2 separate regions of the Homo sapiens genome follow, and region 1 is linked to region 2. Evidence: chromatin loops called from intact Hi-C (ENCODE). Cell type or tissue: spleen. All regions are shown on one strand. Each heading gives the region's core, and the rest is flanking DNA. Links, peaks and the distances in the headings are about the cores only. Region 1 overlaps ZNF736 (zinc finger protein 736). Region 2 overlaps ZNF680 (zinc finger protein 680).

Region 1 (8,343 bases), core at 196-8,195, 240 kb after region 2:
GCAGATTTTGGGGCAAGCCAAAGAGAGAAAAGCCTCTCTGAACTAAAGCCTTGTGTGTACCTCCTGTGTTTATATCCTGTCTGGTAATTCTGTACAGTGTTTGGAAAACATAATTAAAAACAAAATTATCTCCAACTTCAGAGACACTCTAAAATGGTACAAGAGAAAGAAAATTTTTTTTTTTACATAATTAAACCACAATGTGATACCCATCATAGGCAATCTGCTGAGATTACAAAAGCAGAGATAAAAATCACCATATTTAGTCTTTAAGTAGAAGACTTAACAGCATAATTTGTCATATATAGTTCATCTTAAATTAACCGGGTAATTGAGAAGCCTATATGTATATTGGGTATATTCAATGAAAATTTAAATTGGCTATATTCAAAAGCAAAATAAGATTTCCTTGGCTTCATAATATTTTATGAAGTTACCTACTGTAGGACAGAAAGGTAATCCATTTACATTTCAATGCAATGGTTTCCAGGTCCTAGAGAAAGACATTTCTAAGTTAAAAAGGCTGACAAAGTCCTATTTACCTGTTTAAATGATGTACATACATTTAACAGAGACACAAAATAAATTTACATGTAAAAGTTTTCTTAAATTATTTTTTAAAAGGAGAGTAAAATGTCTTTTTTTATCTTCAAGTTTCATAATTTAAGTCTGGTATTTCTAATTTGTATTTGCCCTTACAACAGCCAAGTCTAAGGCCATGACCTTGAACTCATGGACATCTGATTTCCAGTAGGCATTTTAATCAGGCACCCGACGAGTGGCATTGGGTACAATTTGTTCACATGAAAGAGGGTTTAGTCAGGAAGTAAAGGCAGAAGAAAGATGCTATGAAGGACTGTTAATCTGAAATAATCTGAATAATCAATAAAGCCTCAAAATCCAATTGTAGAGTTTATTCAAGTGAAAAGCTAGAAATAGTCATCCAGGAGACAAAAGCTCTAGTGAAATAAGATGAGTGCTTCATAGGTGAAAGTTAAGTTCTTATTTCTACAGGCGAAAAACAAATTTAACAAGACTACAACAGTTTCTATACAAGGCTGGCTTAAGATTTACAAAAAATTAATTGGTTACAATGTATTTTTCCAACTTTTTTTTTTTTTTACAACTGGTTTTTCTTTCCTTTTCAACCTAAGCGTGTATTTAACATTTCATCTTAAGACAATGCAATAGCCATAGGTAAGAGGGAGGTTAATCTATAACGAAAGTCAATAGTGAAGGGGAAAGAGGTCTTCCATGGGGCACTTCGGCCATTGACAACACCTGACAAAAGAATGCAGCTGTAGAAGTAGGTGTAATCCATAAACAGAAAAACAAAGGTTACAGCTGCCTTGTTACTGCTGCCTGTCATATTACCCAGATTTTGTACTTACATTCCTTTAAGACCCAGAATAATTTAGAGTATCAAACAGCTTAAATTTTGAATTATTTAGTTTCATAGGACCTATGGGCAGGGGAAAGTCCAGAGTTAGTGGAAAGACTAATTTGTGCTACAGATAGTGGCTCAGAAAGGGTTAGGCTCTGGCTTATTTCTGTGTCTATGCAGGTAGATGAGACTATGATCAGGTGACTCAGAAGCCCAGTTGACTGGATGGAGCAGGTTGTTGCCACAGATTTAGCGTCTGAGGACAGGGATAAGTCTAAAGTCCTCTAGGCACTTGTATCTGGCTGAAATGTGAGCATGGAGATTTGTCCTAAGAGGGTTGTGAGCACATTATTATATAGTGTGCATGTGTCCGGGGGGGCAAAATCACATACTGGTAGCTAAATGGGAGGAGTCTGCCCTCTTAACTCACTTCCTATGTGTCCTCAGTTCCTGTTGACCCTGGGAGAAACATGGCATCACAGAACAATTTACAGTGTGACAGTCTGTGTGCACTAGAGCAGAACCTCCCTTTTCTGAGACACCTGGAGTCTCCCTTCAGCCCGGGGCCTGCCTGACACTTGCTGAGTGATTCACAGGCACGCACATGTCCTTGGCTCCTCTTATGTTATTTGTTGATGATTGACTCAAGTGTCAAAAACATGAGCAAAACAACTCCATTTTCTTTTGAGTAACCCAGGGCATATTGTGAGAAGTTATTATAGCATGAGCATGAAGATGTTTTTATCCCAGCTTTGTTGGAAAATGAACAAATCAAAAACAAAAAAAGAAAATGAACAAAATCAGCAAAAATGGATATGTGGTAGGAATAGATGGAAGCCTTTGACAATTATGCCATGAATCCATATTTTATAATATGTAAGTAATAAAGCAGAATATAACTGCATTAAGAGATAAGATTATGTTTTCAAATAGTTGGTATGTGTTTACTATGAATTTTTGTACCACAAATACCCCCTGCTTTTAGGTATTTATTTTTTTACTTTTTTAAAAAAATCAACTTTTAAGTTCCGGGGTACATATGCAGGATGTGCAGGTTTGTTACACAGGTAAATGTGTGTCATGGTACTTTGCTGCACAGATCAACCCATCACCCATGTATTAAGCTCAGCACCCATTAGCTGTTCTTCCTGATGCTTTCCCCGCCCCCTGACAGGCCCCAGGGTGTGTTGTTCCCCCAAGGTGTCCATGTATCTCATCATTCAGCTTCCACTTATTAGTATGAGAGCATGCAGCGTTTGGGTTTCTGTTCCTGTGTTAAGTTTGCTGAGAATAGCGGCTTCCAGCTCCATCCATGTCCCTGTCAAGGACATGATCTTTTTCCTTCTTATGCCTGCATAGTATTCCATGGTATATACCTACCACATTTTCTTTATCCAGTCTACTGTTGAAAGCAATGTGGGTTAATTCCATGTCTTTGCTATTGTGAATAGTATTTTTTTTTGTTTTACTTTTAAAAACAATATACTGCTTAAGTTTAATTGAAAAAAATAAATTTTTAAAACATACTTTGAGAGCACAGAACCTATTGAAATGTAATCACAAGTGTTTCATGCTCAATAAGCAACTGTAGTTTAATATTTGTTATGAATATTTGTTGACTGTGTTTCAAAATTTCTTATCCGGTATTTTTAAAAAATATTTATTACTTCAAATGAGTGCCCATAATATGGTAAAGATACAAGAGATTTCAAATAAAAAAGAACTCACAGAATTTACATGTTTCGAGGAAAATGTCACAGCTGTAATTGGTTAGAATTTACATAAAGGCAGATGTCTTTATACAAACACATAAGACAGAAAAGCAGAGCAAAACTGTGGTTTGCACCAGGCAAGATAAGGAAAAAAAGAAGGCGCTAAAGAAGGGAATCCATAAACAGTGTGGTTAAAGACTGTAAGTTTAGGTGGCCCTAGAAAGGCCTTACTAAGAATTAGGAGGCTTTAGTAATTAAGTAATAGAGAGTGACTAAGTAGTTTTGTAAAGAGTAAACAGAAAGACATACATTTTTTATAGAATTAAAATGTTGATGGTCCTATTAAACTATTATCTAATCTGTTCCAATAATTGACATATTCTTATTACTGTTATCTCAGTTAATTACACTAATAAATATTTTAATTTTCAAGTCAGGATATTACTTCTGTCTCTTAATATACTCAACGATAAATAATCTGTTATTATTATCTGTTTCACAAATAAGAGCTGTGAGACACAAAGAGGCTGTGTAACTTATAAAAGTTGACTTTTTAATTGTGAGAATAAGTTTCAGGTCCTTTTTAAAGCGAACTTTCTTCTCTATTAGATGTCTTTTGTCACATTCTCAGCCGTAATTTTAGAAATGTCTGTATCTTCACTCCTGCTCACAATGTATTTTGATGTTACTATCTTAACACTTCTTAGAACAGTGCTTGGCATATTGTACATAGCATTATCAAACATGATTCCCAAAGGAAAAAAATAAAAACATAATTTCTATTTGTAGATGATATACTATACCTAGAAACTCAAGAGATTTGACAAATACCAAGATTTAGCATAGTGGCAGCATAAAAAATAAAACTTTATAAAATAAATATAAAAATTGATGTTCTATCATATTGAGATACCACTTCACACACATGAGAATGGCTATTATATGAAAAACAACAGCATAATCCCTAAAAGAACAAGCGGTAAAAAGAAGAGGGAGAAATTAGAATGATTTTTAACTCCTGGTGCAAATGTAAAATGGTGTAGCCACTATAAAAAACAATGTGGACATTTCTTGGAAAAAAAAAACCATAAAATGTACCTTCTTCTATGTTTAGAACATAGAATTATATGATCCAGCTATTTCATTGCTAAATTCAGACTGTAGTTCAACAACATACAGCTTATCACTAATCAATGTTATTTCTGCAAACTAACGAGAATTCCTGACAATGGCTGACTACTTATTCTGCTTCTTACTTTATAAACCGTATTAAAAAGGCCAAAGTTCATATCTTAGGTAACATGCATCTGAGTCTTCCAGGCAGCTGTCCTCACCTTGGCTGAAGTAAATTCTTTAAAATTTTATTTTTTTGCCCCTGCTTCTTCCTTTGGATTGATATTTCTGGTGCTGTGAGCAGGATTCAGAGGGACACCCCCAACCATCCAACATCCCTCTTGAACTCAGAAACTAGTCAATGAGAACCCCTTGTATTCTTCCAGCTCCCAGTACATTGTTGAGTGTAAGGGGTGAGTCCTCCTGAATTCAGATCTCCCTACTATTTCATGAGGTCAAGACTTTGCTTGAGCTGTTCTTTTCAACCCTCACTTTCTAGAAAAAATATTTCCATTTTTGGCTAAAGTCAGGAGATTTTAATTTCAATATTTTTAACTGCTTTCTCTGCTACTGTCTCAAGACAGAAAATCTGGGTCATAATACTGGCAGTCTAGCCCTGGTGGTTTTACTTCTTTTGTTCTAAAATTAGGTAACATGCTTTAAAAAACACAGCTGTTTTCTATTGCTTCTAATTTGAACTTGACTTTTTGGGACCTTCAAAGCAAAAGGTGCATGGGAGTGAATTCTCTCATCCCAAAGATAAAAGGCAATTTCTTTAACTGACTCATTTGGGTGCTCTAGGCAACTAGAGACTTTGTAGAGGTGTTAGGATGATTTTCAATGCTTTGTACCAGTCTCACAGGGTCCTCCCAAAAGAAAAACACCTGCAGAGACTTTTAACTAAGCTGGAAGTAAACATAAGCATTGCTCACCCAGCACTATAATCAGCAACTCTTGGGTGACACCTTGAGGAGTGATGCTCATACACAGCACACTTAGACCTGGTACACTGCTCTGGCCATGATCACCTTTGAAAAGTTTCTAAATTATGGAAAACTGATCATCAAAACCATTCTTTTCCTTCTAGGTAACATGCCTTAGAAACATAAGCTGAACTTATGTATAATACCTATGGAGCTTCATCTTGCAAATGCCTGGGTAAATGTACCGACATGACTTCAGATGACCCCAAAATGCAATGACAAAAATGAAGGTCTTATGACATTTCTAAATTAATATATTTCCATGCACAATTGGAAACGGCAGGTTTTAGAATGAAATTTAATGAAAGGCCTTCTTTCTGTTTTGCCTGGCTACATTCTAATAAGAGATTTCAAAGTACATTTTAAGAGGGCTCTTTCACTTCCTCAAAAAAAAACCTTTTAAATGTTCAAAATGCCTGTTTGATTGCTGCAGGATTTACAATACATACTTTAACTTTTTCCAGTCTTTTCTCAGTCTCTCGGAGATGTAAATCTTACCATGTATTTGAAATGTTAACATCCAGAGAATTAGCAAAACAGCATTCTAGCTGAGATCAAATTGGAGAAAAAAAAATTGAAGTTTTTTTAGACCAAACCTCAAAATTTTATTTCTCAATGAATTATCTCTAGCTTAGGCAAAAAAACATTACATACATAATAATTAATTACTAATGTATTTGTTTTTATTATTTGATTTTTGCTCTTGACCTTCTGGAGTCCACATTTGTAAACTTGTCTACTCCCATAGACAGCTTTCATTCTCCTGTTTTACCAACCATTTCTTAAAATCTTGTGTCTGGCCTTTGTGGGTAGATGGTAAACTGAGAAGCTGAGATACTAAAAAATGTGGCCTGAAAATATAGATTGCAACCCACTTGCAGTAAGCTGTTCTTAGGAGAAGTTTTGATTACAGAAGAGCTACAATTTTTTTGTTATTTCTCTGAAGTTTTAAAGTCATACAGGATTTCTTGGATTTGGCCTCATGAATGTTTGTGTTGGTTTTTAGTCACTAGTTCAGGTATCCCTTTAATTTAAAATTTCAGTTTATATTTAGAGTGTAATAGAAACTTTTGTTGTTTTGTTTGTTTAGTCTTCTCTCTGGAACTAAATAAAACCATATACTGTGGTTTGGAAAAAAGAAAACTATTTACTGAAAAATTTCAAAGAGAAACAGCTTTGAATAGTGATTACCCTAGGCCTCCAGTAAACAAAAATGCCCCATCTCCAAAATTCCTTCTTGATGTAAATTTTAGAAAGAAAAAGATAAATTTTAGAAAGAAAAAGACAAGTAAAGAAATGTTTTTGTCTGAGCGTAGTGGCTCACACCTGCAATCCCAGCACTTGGGAGGCCGAGGCAGGCAGATCACGAGGTCAGGAGTTCGAGACCAGCCTGGCCAACATGGTGAAACCCTGTCTCTACTAAAAATACAAAAAATTAGCCAGGCGTGGTGGCAGGCACCTGTAATCCCAGCTACTTGGGAGGCTGAGGCAGGAAAATTGCTTGAATCCAGGAGGCAGAGGTTGCAGTGAGCCAAGACCGCTCGACTGCACTCCAGTCTGGGCAACAGAGCAAGACTCTGTCTCAAAAAAAAAAAAAAAAAAAAAAAAGGGAAGAAATGTTTTCTATTTACCTGGGTAAAATCTAATTTTAAAAAATTTAAAAGCTCTACAGTCAAAAGTCCATTTATTTAGAATTGACAGTCAGGCTTAGTCAGGCATATATATATATATATATATATATATATATATATATATATATATATACACATACACACACACACATACATATACACACACACACATACATACATACACATATTTTATATATACACACACACACATACATATACATACGTATTTGAGGCCTATGGTTTTCCCATATAAGGTCTTTAGTTAACTGAATTTCTCTCTCCCTAGACTAGCATCTCTATGTGTCCGTTTCTTCTCTTGCCGACATGATTTTTGCAAGGATAATGTAAAACTTTACTGGCTCTTTGGAAAACAAAGTCTTCTCAAACTGTCTCCTCTGGAATTAATTCTTCCATTTACTTCTATCTGTCTCATGTTCCACTTAAAACCTTTTGTCACTATAGAGGACAACTAAAGGAAACTTCTAGCAGCCTGAGACCCCTTGAAGAGCACAGATAAAGTGCCACAGGCTTCTCCTTTTTGGCAGGGTACCTCTGTTTTTCCTCATGAAGCCCCCAGAGTTGTGGGTAAACAGTTTCTTTTCAGGTCTGAAGCTCTACTCCCTTTTACAATGAACTCCCTCTCTAGGGCTTTTAGATACAAACATGAGTAAGTTATATGTTGTGTCTACATGTATATATATGTCTATAAATGTCTTTGTGTATTATCTACATGGTACTGAATTAACTTAAAGATAACTGGTCATGAATTAAAAAAATAAGCCCAATATTTTTAAGAATATGTGAATTGAGTAAATCTTTTGGTAAACATGACTAGTTTAATATTGTTAGTTTAATTTTAAAAAAGTCTTTTGACTTCTCAGCAAAATATGTATATATTTAACTTTATTGCTTTTATGATACTTGCCCAACATGGTAATATAAAAATGGATAATAGGAAGTTTAACTTTAGATGAGTATATTAGTCTGTTTCATGAGATTTTACAAAAATAATTGTTAAGAATAAATAAATAAAGCATGTAAATGGGACAAAAGTTTATAAACTTACAATACTGATTGTTTTGTAATGTGTTTAATTTAAATAGTTTCTCAAATCTTTATGGAAACTACACTCGTAGACTGTTGCTAAGCTACATTAAATGATGGCTATTCATTAAACATCTAAATTATCTCCAAGTAAGACAAAATGCTAAGATATTAATTTTTAAATACAAGTTTAAGCTAAATATTTTTGGTTTCTTCACAGAAACCAAAGATATTTAGATCTGTTAGTATGCCCTATTCCACATTAAAAATGTTTCCATTTAAAATCCTATGTTTCTAAAAATTAGAAAATATATCTTTATAAAATTTTAGTTCATGACTAATAGTTAAAATTGCTTACTTCTCAGGCTTTCACTATAAATTAAGATTATTAAAAATTAAAATTCTGCCCAAGATTCGTAACTAAAACTATTGTTAAGGAGAGAAACAACTTTACATACACAGTACAAAGAAAATGT
Region 2 (8,343 bases), core at 331-8,330:
TATTTTAATTAATCATTTTTTGAGAAATCATTGGATGGTACTTTTTAAAAGATTTGTTTTCCGTTTGTAAAAATTTTCTGTAAGAAGAAAGCAAAGAGTAATCCCTGGACACTATTGTAAAAAATCTCTGCGCCTCTTTTCCTTTTATCTTCCATAGGCACAGAGATCTTATCAGAATTTTGGGGGGTCACAGTTTCCCTTTGGAAACTTTATGGGGTGATGTGTCCTCGGCTACCCTTCAGATTTTTCCTGGTCCTGGGTTTCAGTACTGTCTGGGAATAAACCATGATACCCACCATGACTATGTCTGCTAGAGTGCCTAATGAATATCAGCTCCTGGGTCATTTTCTCCCACAGGACTGCCTGAGGTACAAAGTGTAGCCTCTCGAGGGAGCAGGTGGATGCCCTGGAGCTGAGAGAAATCTCCTGGTGCACTCTTCCTTGGAAAGGCTGACACCTTGAGACATTAAGATTGTCTTCACCCAACTCAGCTTCCGTTTCCTTGGGACACATTGCTGGTCAATCAGATGCTGGTATTGAGGGAAAAACATAGAAATAATTTCTGGATTCTCTAAGGGGGCAGAAAAATAGTGAAAAAAAATGATGAAAAAAGAGTGAAAGACAAATAGTGAAAAATTTGTAAAGGAAATTAAAAGGTAAAATATTTACGAATGGTGTAAAAGAGGTGAGTTTCAGAAAAAAATTAATATCTACATATATTCCATTTGTTAAAAATTCTCATTTACTATTTTGTTTTCCAGACTGAGTTTAGTAATTGTCACAGGTAGTTTTTTTACGGCTGGGTAATTTTTTTTTTTTTTGAGACAGTCTCATTCTGTCACCCAGGCTGGAGTGCAGTCACATGATCTTGGCTCACTGCAACCTCTGTCTCTTGGGTTCAAGCGATTCTCCTCCCTCAGCCTCCTGAGTAGCTGAGACTACAGGCGCTAGCCACCACACTCAGCTAATTTTTGTATTTTTAGTAGGGATGAGGTTTCACCATGTTGGCCAGTCTGGTCTCAAACTCTTGATCTCAGGTGATCCACCCGCCTTGGCCTCCCAAAGTATTGGGATTACAGGCATGAGACACCGCACCCAGCCTAGCTGGGTAATTTCAAACAGAATTCCAAGCCTTAACTTTTAGAATGCTAGCTATCTAGGGAAAAAATAGAGAAAATCTCTTCTCCATTTTGGCTTTAGAAAATGAATACATTTCCGGCCGAGTGCAGTGGCACACGCCTGTAATCCTAGCACTTTAGGATGCCAAGAGGGGTGGATCACCTGAGGTCAGGAATTCGAGGCCAGCCTGGCCAACATGGTGAAGCCTTGTCGCTACTAAAAATACAAAAATTAGCCGGGCGTGGTGGTACATGCCTGTAATTCCAGCTACTTGGGAGGCTGAAGCAGGAAAATTGCTTGAACCCGGGGGGTGGAGGTTGCAGTGAGCCAAGATTGTGCCACTTCATTCCAGCCTGGGCGAAAGAGTGAAACTTCATCTCAAAAAAAAAAAAAAAACAGAAAAGAAAATGAATACATTTCCACCAGAAAATGTGGTAGGTAATTGGTGAAGTTACATAGATTCTTGAAAACATTAGTACCTCTTTTTGCATGGTAAATTTGTGACAGTGAATATTTCTAGTCTATACCCTGTTATCTTGATTTCTGAGTTTTATGCTAAATTTTATGAGATGAAACTTGGTACCTCCTAGAAGTGTTTCCAAATGAATAATTGTTTACTACATAATTTTTAATGGAAATAATAAAATAATACATTTATTATCTAAAAGGAATACTTTTGCTTTTCTTATTGAGATGTAAAATGTTATGCATCTTCAAAAAAGTCCTCCCTGGCCAGGCACAGTGGCTCAAGCCTGTAATCCCAGCACTTTGGGAGGCCAAGGTGGGTGGATCACTTGAGGTGAGGAGTTTGAGACCAGCCTGGACAACATGGTGAAACCCCGTCTCTACCAGAAATATAAAAAATTAGCCACATGTGGTAGTGGGCACCTGTAATCCCAGCTACTCAGGAGGCTGAGGCAGGAGAATTGCTTGAACCCAGGAGGTAGAGGTTGCAGTGAGCTGAGATCACACCACTGCACTCCAGCCTGGGTGACAGGGCGAGACTCTGTCTCAAAAACAACAGCAAAAAAAAAAAACCTAAACAAACAAATAAAACAAAAAGTGGATTTATACGCCTGTGCTCCAGACTTGCTGAGTCACTCTGGCCCGGCTGTCTGCCTCGGCCTGTTTCTGACCAAAGCATATCCATGTACCTTACAGCCCCCCAAATGAATAAAGCCTTTCCTAGAAGTTGCCAACTTCCTAATGAAAACTTTGCCCTTGACTTCGGTAATATCAAAAATTGCAGATATATGTGGAAGGAAAATAAACTCTTGGGACCCTGAACTCACTATGCCAAAAGTAAAGCTGGGAACTGGGTCATGCAAAGATTGGCTTCCTTTTATTCCCAAACAGCTGTAATTTCACATGCTTACTTTATCTTGTATAAAATGTAGAGTTACTGAGGGAGAGAGAGAAGGGGGAATGCATGATTGACTTCTCCGACCCCTTTCTTTCTACATGTAAAATATAGATTCACTGAGTGCTAATCAGAGCCTCATGGGAATGTAGCCAATAGCCTCATCACCTACACTCCCTCTTGTTTCCCCCACCCGGCCTTTTTTCTTCCCCTCCCACTTGCTCTTTCCTCTTTAAATACTGAAGTTCCCAAAACATTCTTTGGAAAAAACACAGGACACAGATCCTATTGCGACTTGTGTTTCTTTCTCCCCGGTGTGTCCTCAACATTAACAAAATAAATCTCAAAATTGATTGAAAAAAAAAAAAAGCAACCCCTTTTCTGCCTAAACTTTGCAATCTTTAAAGATTTATAGTTGGTGCTTCCTCCTTTGGAATTCAAATTTTTATTACATAAATCTGTGTTTTATTTTACAAAGTCTAGAAACTGCCTCAAAACAGTAACAACTTCATCTTCAGTAAGACCCTCCCAATCCCCTTCCGTCTTAACCTTAACTACATCTGCCTGTGGGTCCCCAGATTTCCAGGGCCCTGTAGCTTTTCTCAGTATAAAGGCTTCTTCCATGGCTGGGGTGAGCAGCCTGAGACATCTGCAGGGGAGGCTCCCTAGAAAGAGCTGGGTCTTTAATAATCTCCTCCCAGGGTGAGAGAGGACTGAAAACTTACAGGAAATTAGCTCTGATAACAGACCCCCTTTTCCCACAGCTGCCACCCCAGGATTCCCACCCACTCACAAACATACCCATAAATTGATGTGTCCACACTCCTCCCAGGACTAGGCACCACCATCAGGAATTTCACCACAGCATTTTTGATCCTAGTGTTTTTTTTTGCCAAAAATCCACAAAAGTGTTTATAGTCTCCTGCATATCCCCACCCCCAGACACTGAATCTGCAGCAGCAACCTTTTTCCTCCACCAACCAACGGTTCTGTACCACCTGTTCATAATCTCATCTGCCTGCCCGGACACAGAAATAAACAAGTACAGCCCCACCTGGGCCACTATCTGTAGGGCAAACAAGTCCTTCCACCTACATTGCACTATCCTCCACCTGTGGATTTTATTCCTTTTAACTTTTATTTTTGTTTCAGGGTTGGGGGTAAACGTGCGAGTTGTTATATAAGCAAAATTGTGGCATAGGGGTTTGGTGTAGATTATTTTGTTAATGAGGTACTATGCATAGCATAAACAGGTATTTTTTTCTAGTCCTTTCTGTCCTCCTACCCACCACCCTCAACTAGGCCTGTGTCTGTTTTTCCTCTCTTTGTCCTCCGCCTCCGGGGTTCAAGCAATTCTGCCTCAGCCTTCTGAGTAACTGGAACTACAGGTGCATGCAACCACAGCCGGCTAATTTTTGTATTCTTAGTAGAGACAGGGGTTTCACCACATTGGCCAGGCTGGTCTCAAACTCCTGACCTCAAGTGATCTGCCTGCCTCAGCCTCCCAAAGTGCTGGGATTGCAGGCATGAGCCATTGCACCCGGCCTTTTTGGTAAGTTTTTTTTTGTTTTGTTTTTTTTTGTTTTTTTGTTTTTTTGAGACGGACCCTTGCTCTGTCACCCAGGCTGGAGTGCAGTGGCACGATCTTGGCTCACTGCAACCTCTGCCTCCCGGATTCAAGCGATTCTCCAGCCTCAGCCTCCTGAGTAGCTGGGATTACAGGTGCGTGCCAACACACGTGGCTACTTTTTGTATTTTTAGTAGAGACGGGGTTTCACCATGTTGGTCAGGCTGGTCTCGAATTCCTGACCTTGTGATCTGCCTGCCTCAGCCTCCCAAAGTGCTGAGATTACATGTATGAACCACTGCGCCTGGCCTTATGGTAAATTTTTTTTTTTTTTGAGACAGTGTCTCGCTCTGTCGCCCAGTCTGGAGTGCAGTGGCGCGATCTTGGCTCACTGCAAGCTCTACCTCCCAGGTTCATGCCATTCTCCTGCCTCAGCCTCCGGAGTAGCTGGGACTACAGGTGACTGCCACTACGCCTGGCTAATTTTTTTGTATTTTTAGTAGAGACGGGGTTTTACCATGTTTGCCAGGATGGTCTCAATCTCCTGGCCTCGTGATCCGCCCGCCTTGGCCTCCCAAAGTGCTCGGATTACAGGCGTGAGCCACTGTACCCGTCCCGCCTTATGGTAAAATTTTTAAAATTCCTTACAAATTTTGAATAATAGACCTTTGTCAGAAGCATATTTTACAAATATTTTCTTTTTATTGTGTAGGTTGTTTGTTTACTCTATTGATAGTTTGCTTTGCTGTGAAGAAGCTCTTTAGTTTCTTTAGGTCCCATTTATCAAGTTTTGCTTTTGTTGCAATTGCTTTTGGCATCTTCATCATAAAATCTTTGCCAGTTCCTATGTCAATAATATTTTCTTTATCCAATTGACATAGGTATTTTTTAGATTTTCTTTCAGGGTTTTTTACAATTGTATGTTCTACATTTAGGTCTTTAATCACCTGGAGTTGATTTTTTTTTTATATGGTGTAAGGAAAGCATCCAGTTTCAGTCTTTTACATAGTGCTAGCTGGTTATTCCAGCACCATTTATTAAATAGGGAATTCTTCCTGCATTGCTCTTGTGACCTTTGTGGAAGATCAGATGGTTGTAGGTGTGTGGCATGATTTCTGGGCTCTCTTATTCTGTTCCATTGTTCTGTAGTCTGTGTTTGTACCAGTATCATGCTGCTTTGGTTACTCTGTTGTATAATTTGAAGTCAGGTAATGTAATGCCACCTGCTTTGTTCTTTTTGCTTGTGATTGCCTTGGCTATTCAGGTTTTTGGTTTTTTTTCGGTTTCATATAAATTTTAAAATACTTTTTTTTTTTTTTTTTTTTAGTTCCGTGAAGAATGTTATTGGTAGTTTGATAGAAATAGCATTAATTCTGTAAATTTCATTTGGCAGTATGGCCATTTTAATGATATCAGTCTTTTCTATCCATGAGCATAAAATGGCTGCCCATTGGCTTGTGTCATCTCTGACTTCTTTAAGAAGCATTTTGTAATTTTTGTTTTAGAGATTTTTCACCTCCCTGATTAGGTGTATTCCTAGACATTTTATTATTTTTGTGGTTATTGTGAATGGGATTTTTTTTGATTTGGCCTTAGGTTGAATGTTGTTGATGTTCAGAGATGTTACTGATTTTTGTACACTTATTTTGTATCCTGAAACTTCTATTTTCTAGTTTGTGTGCATAGATTTTCTAGTTCATGTGCATAGAAGTGTTCATAGTAGACTTCAATAGTTATTTGTATTTCTGTGGGGTCAGTGGTAGTCATTTCTAATTGTGTTTATTTGGACCTTCTCTTATTTCTTTATTATTGTAGCTAGTGGTTTATCTTATTTTATATATATATATATATTTTTTTTTACAAAGGTTTAATTCCTGGATTTTTTGGTCTCGTATTTTTTTTCTGTTTAAATCTTCAGTTCAGATCTGATTTTGGTTATTTCTTGTCTTTTCCTAGCTTAGGGGTTGGTTTGCTCTTGCTTTCTCTCATTCTTTTATTCATGATGTTAGGTTGTTAAATTGAGATCTTTGTAACTTTTGGATGTGAGCTTTTAGTGCTATAAATTTCTCTTTAACACTGCCTTAGCTGTGTTGCAGAGATTCTGGTATGTTGTATCTTTGTTCTCATTTTTTGCAATGAACTTGATTTCTGCTTTAATTTCATTATTTACTCAAAAGTCATTTAGACTCAGGTGGCATAATTTCCATGTATTTGTATCACTTCAAGTGTTTTTTTTTTTGGTATTGAATTATATTTTTATCAAGCTGTGCTCTGTGTGTGTGGTTGGTGTAATTTTGGAATTTGCTGAGGGTTGTTTTATTTCTGATTGTGTGGTCAATTTTGGAGTATGTGCCACATGGTAATGAGAAGAATGTATAGTATGTTGTTTTTAGATTAAGAGTTTTGTAGGACTGTTTGTCCAAGTGTTGAGTTTAGATCCTGAGTTATTTGTAAATTTTCTGCCCTAATAATCTAACAGGGTCTGTGGGGTGTTGTATCCCACTATTATTGTGTCAGAATCTAAGTCTCTTCATAGGTCTCTAAGAACTTGCTTTATTCATGTACATCCACAGATTTTTTTTTTAATTTTTTTAGTATTTATTGATCATTCTTGGGTGTTTCTCGGAGAGGGGGATTTGGCAGGGTCATAGGACAATAGTGGAGGGAAGGTCAGCAGATAAACATGTGAACAAAGGTCTCTGGTTTTCCTAGGCAGAGGGCCCCGCTGCCTTCCGCAGTGTTTGTGTCCCTGGGTACTTGAGATTAGGGAGTGGTGATGACTCTTAACGAGTATGCCGCCTTCAAGCATCTGTTTAACAAAGCACATCTTGCACCGCCCTTAATCCATTTAACCCTTAGTGGACACAGCACATGTTTCAGAGAGCACGGGGTTGGGGGCAAGGTTATAGATTAACAGCATCCCAAGGCAGAAGAATCTTTGCCAGTACAGAACAAAATGGAGTCTCCCATGTCCACTTCTTTCCACACACAGAAACAATCCGATCTCTCTTTCTTTTCCCCACATTTCCCCCTTTTCTATTCGACAAAAACCGCCATTGTCATCATGGCCCGTTCTCAATGAGCTGTTGGGTACACCTCCCAGACGGGGCAGCCGGTCAGAGGCGCCCCCCCACCTCCCAGACGGGGCAGCGGCCGGGTGGGGGCTGCCCCCCACCTCCTGGACGGGGCAGCTGGCCGGGCTGGGGCTGCCCCCCACCTCCCGGACGGGGCGGCTGCCAGGCGGAGGAGCTCCTCACTTCCCAGACTGGGTGGCCGGTCAGAGACGCTCCTCACTTCCCAGACGGGTTGGCGGCAGGGCAGAGACACTCCTCAGTTCCCAGACGGGGTCGCGGCCGGGCAGAGGCGCTCTTCACATCTCAGACGGGGCGGCGGGGCAGAGGCGCTCCCCACATCCCAGACGATGGGCGGCCGGGCAGAGACGCTCCTCACTTCCTAGACGGGATGACGGCCGGGAAGAGGCGCTCCTCACTTCCCAGACTGGGCGGCCGGGCAGAGGGGCTCCTCACATCCCAGAGGATGGGCGGCCAGGCAGAGACGCTCCTCACTTCCTAGACGGGGTGGCGGCCGGGCAGAGGCTGCAATCTCGGCACTTTGGGAGGCCAAGGCAGGCGGCTGGGAGGTGGAGGTTGTAGCGAGCCGAGATCACGCCACTGCACTCCAGCCTGGGCAACATTGAGCACTGAGTGAGCGAGACTCCGTCTGCAATCCCGGCACCTCGGGAGGCCGTGGCGGGCAGATCACTTGAGGTCAGGAGCTGGAGACCAGCCCGGCCAACACAGCGAAACCCCGTCTCCACCAAAAAATGCGAAAACCAGTCTGGCGTGGCGGCGCGCGCCTGCAATCCCAGGCACTTGGCAGGCTGAGGCAGGAGAATCAGGCAGGGAGGTTGCAGTGAGCCGAGATGGCGGCAGTACAGTCCAGCCTCGGCTTGGCATCAGAGGGAGACAGGAGAGGGAGAGGGCACAGATTTTTTTTTATAACACCTTTCTGTATTCTGCTTTTTCTCTCTGTAAACATTCTTTCAAGTGCACACAGTGTGCCCAAGGCCACTCCTTGGATGCCTGAATCCAGTGTCTACTGAAATTCAGATGTCCAAGACTTCAAGAGCATGTCTAAAGACTTGGCTGTTATAGGAGAAAATAAAAATAAGAGGCTCTATTCTCCTACCTGAAAATAAGGAAGGCTATTAAGGCTATTATCCTCATCTCTCTTTTCTTAAAGCATTTGGATTATGTGTACTTTTTTTCTCTGCTTTATTGAAATATATGTAAATCAT

What was found. A loop is a pair of places that touch in the nucleus more often than their neighbours do. Peaks named below come from ENCODE experiments on the same cell type or tissue, not always from the same donor. Only the 100,000 strongest peaks of a DNase experiment are listed, where the experiment ranks them.
Region 1: it touches region 2 in a loop (5-fold over the local background); 24 of 110 quality-filtered maps call a loop at or near these places.

Annotation. Positions count from the first base shown.
Region 1 is chr7:64,317,947-64,326,289 of GRCh38, reverse strand. The region is part of intron 1 of ZNF736 (zinc finger protein 736); the gene reads right to left. Among named protein-coding and RNA genes, the nearest start is that of ZNF736, 8.2 kb to the right of the region's middle. RefSeq lists a silencer at 3,172-3,372. In spleen, for the core only: no CTCF peak of the experiment used is centred there; no DNase peak of the experiment used is centred there; H3K27ac peaks cover 1,206 bases.
Region 2 is chr7:64,553,288-64,561,630 of GRCh38, reverse strand. The region is part of intron 1 of ZNF680 (zinc finger protein 680); the gene reads left to right. Among named protein-coding and RNA genes, the nearest start is that of ZNF680, 5.6 kb to the left of the region's middle. RefSeq lists enhancers at 2,146-2,440, 6,999-7,504. In spleen, for the core only: no CTCF peak of the experiment used is centred there; no DNase peak of the experiment used is centred there; H3K27ac peaks cover 2,303 bases.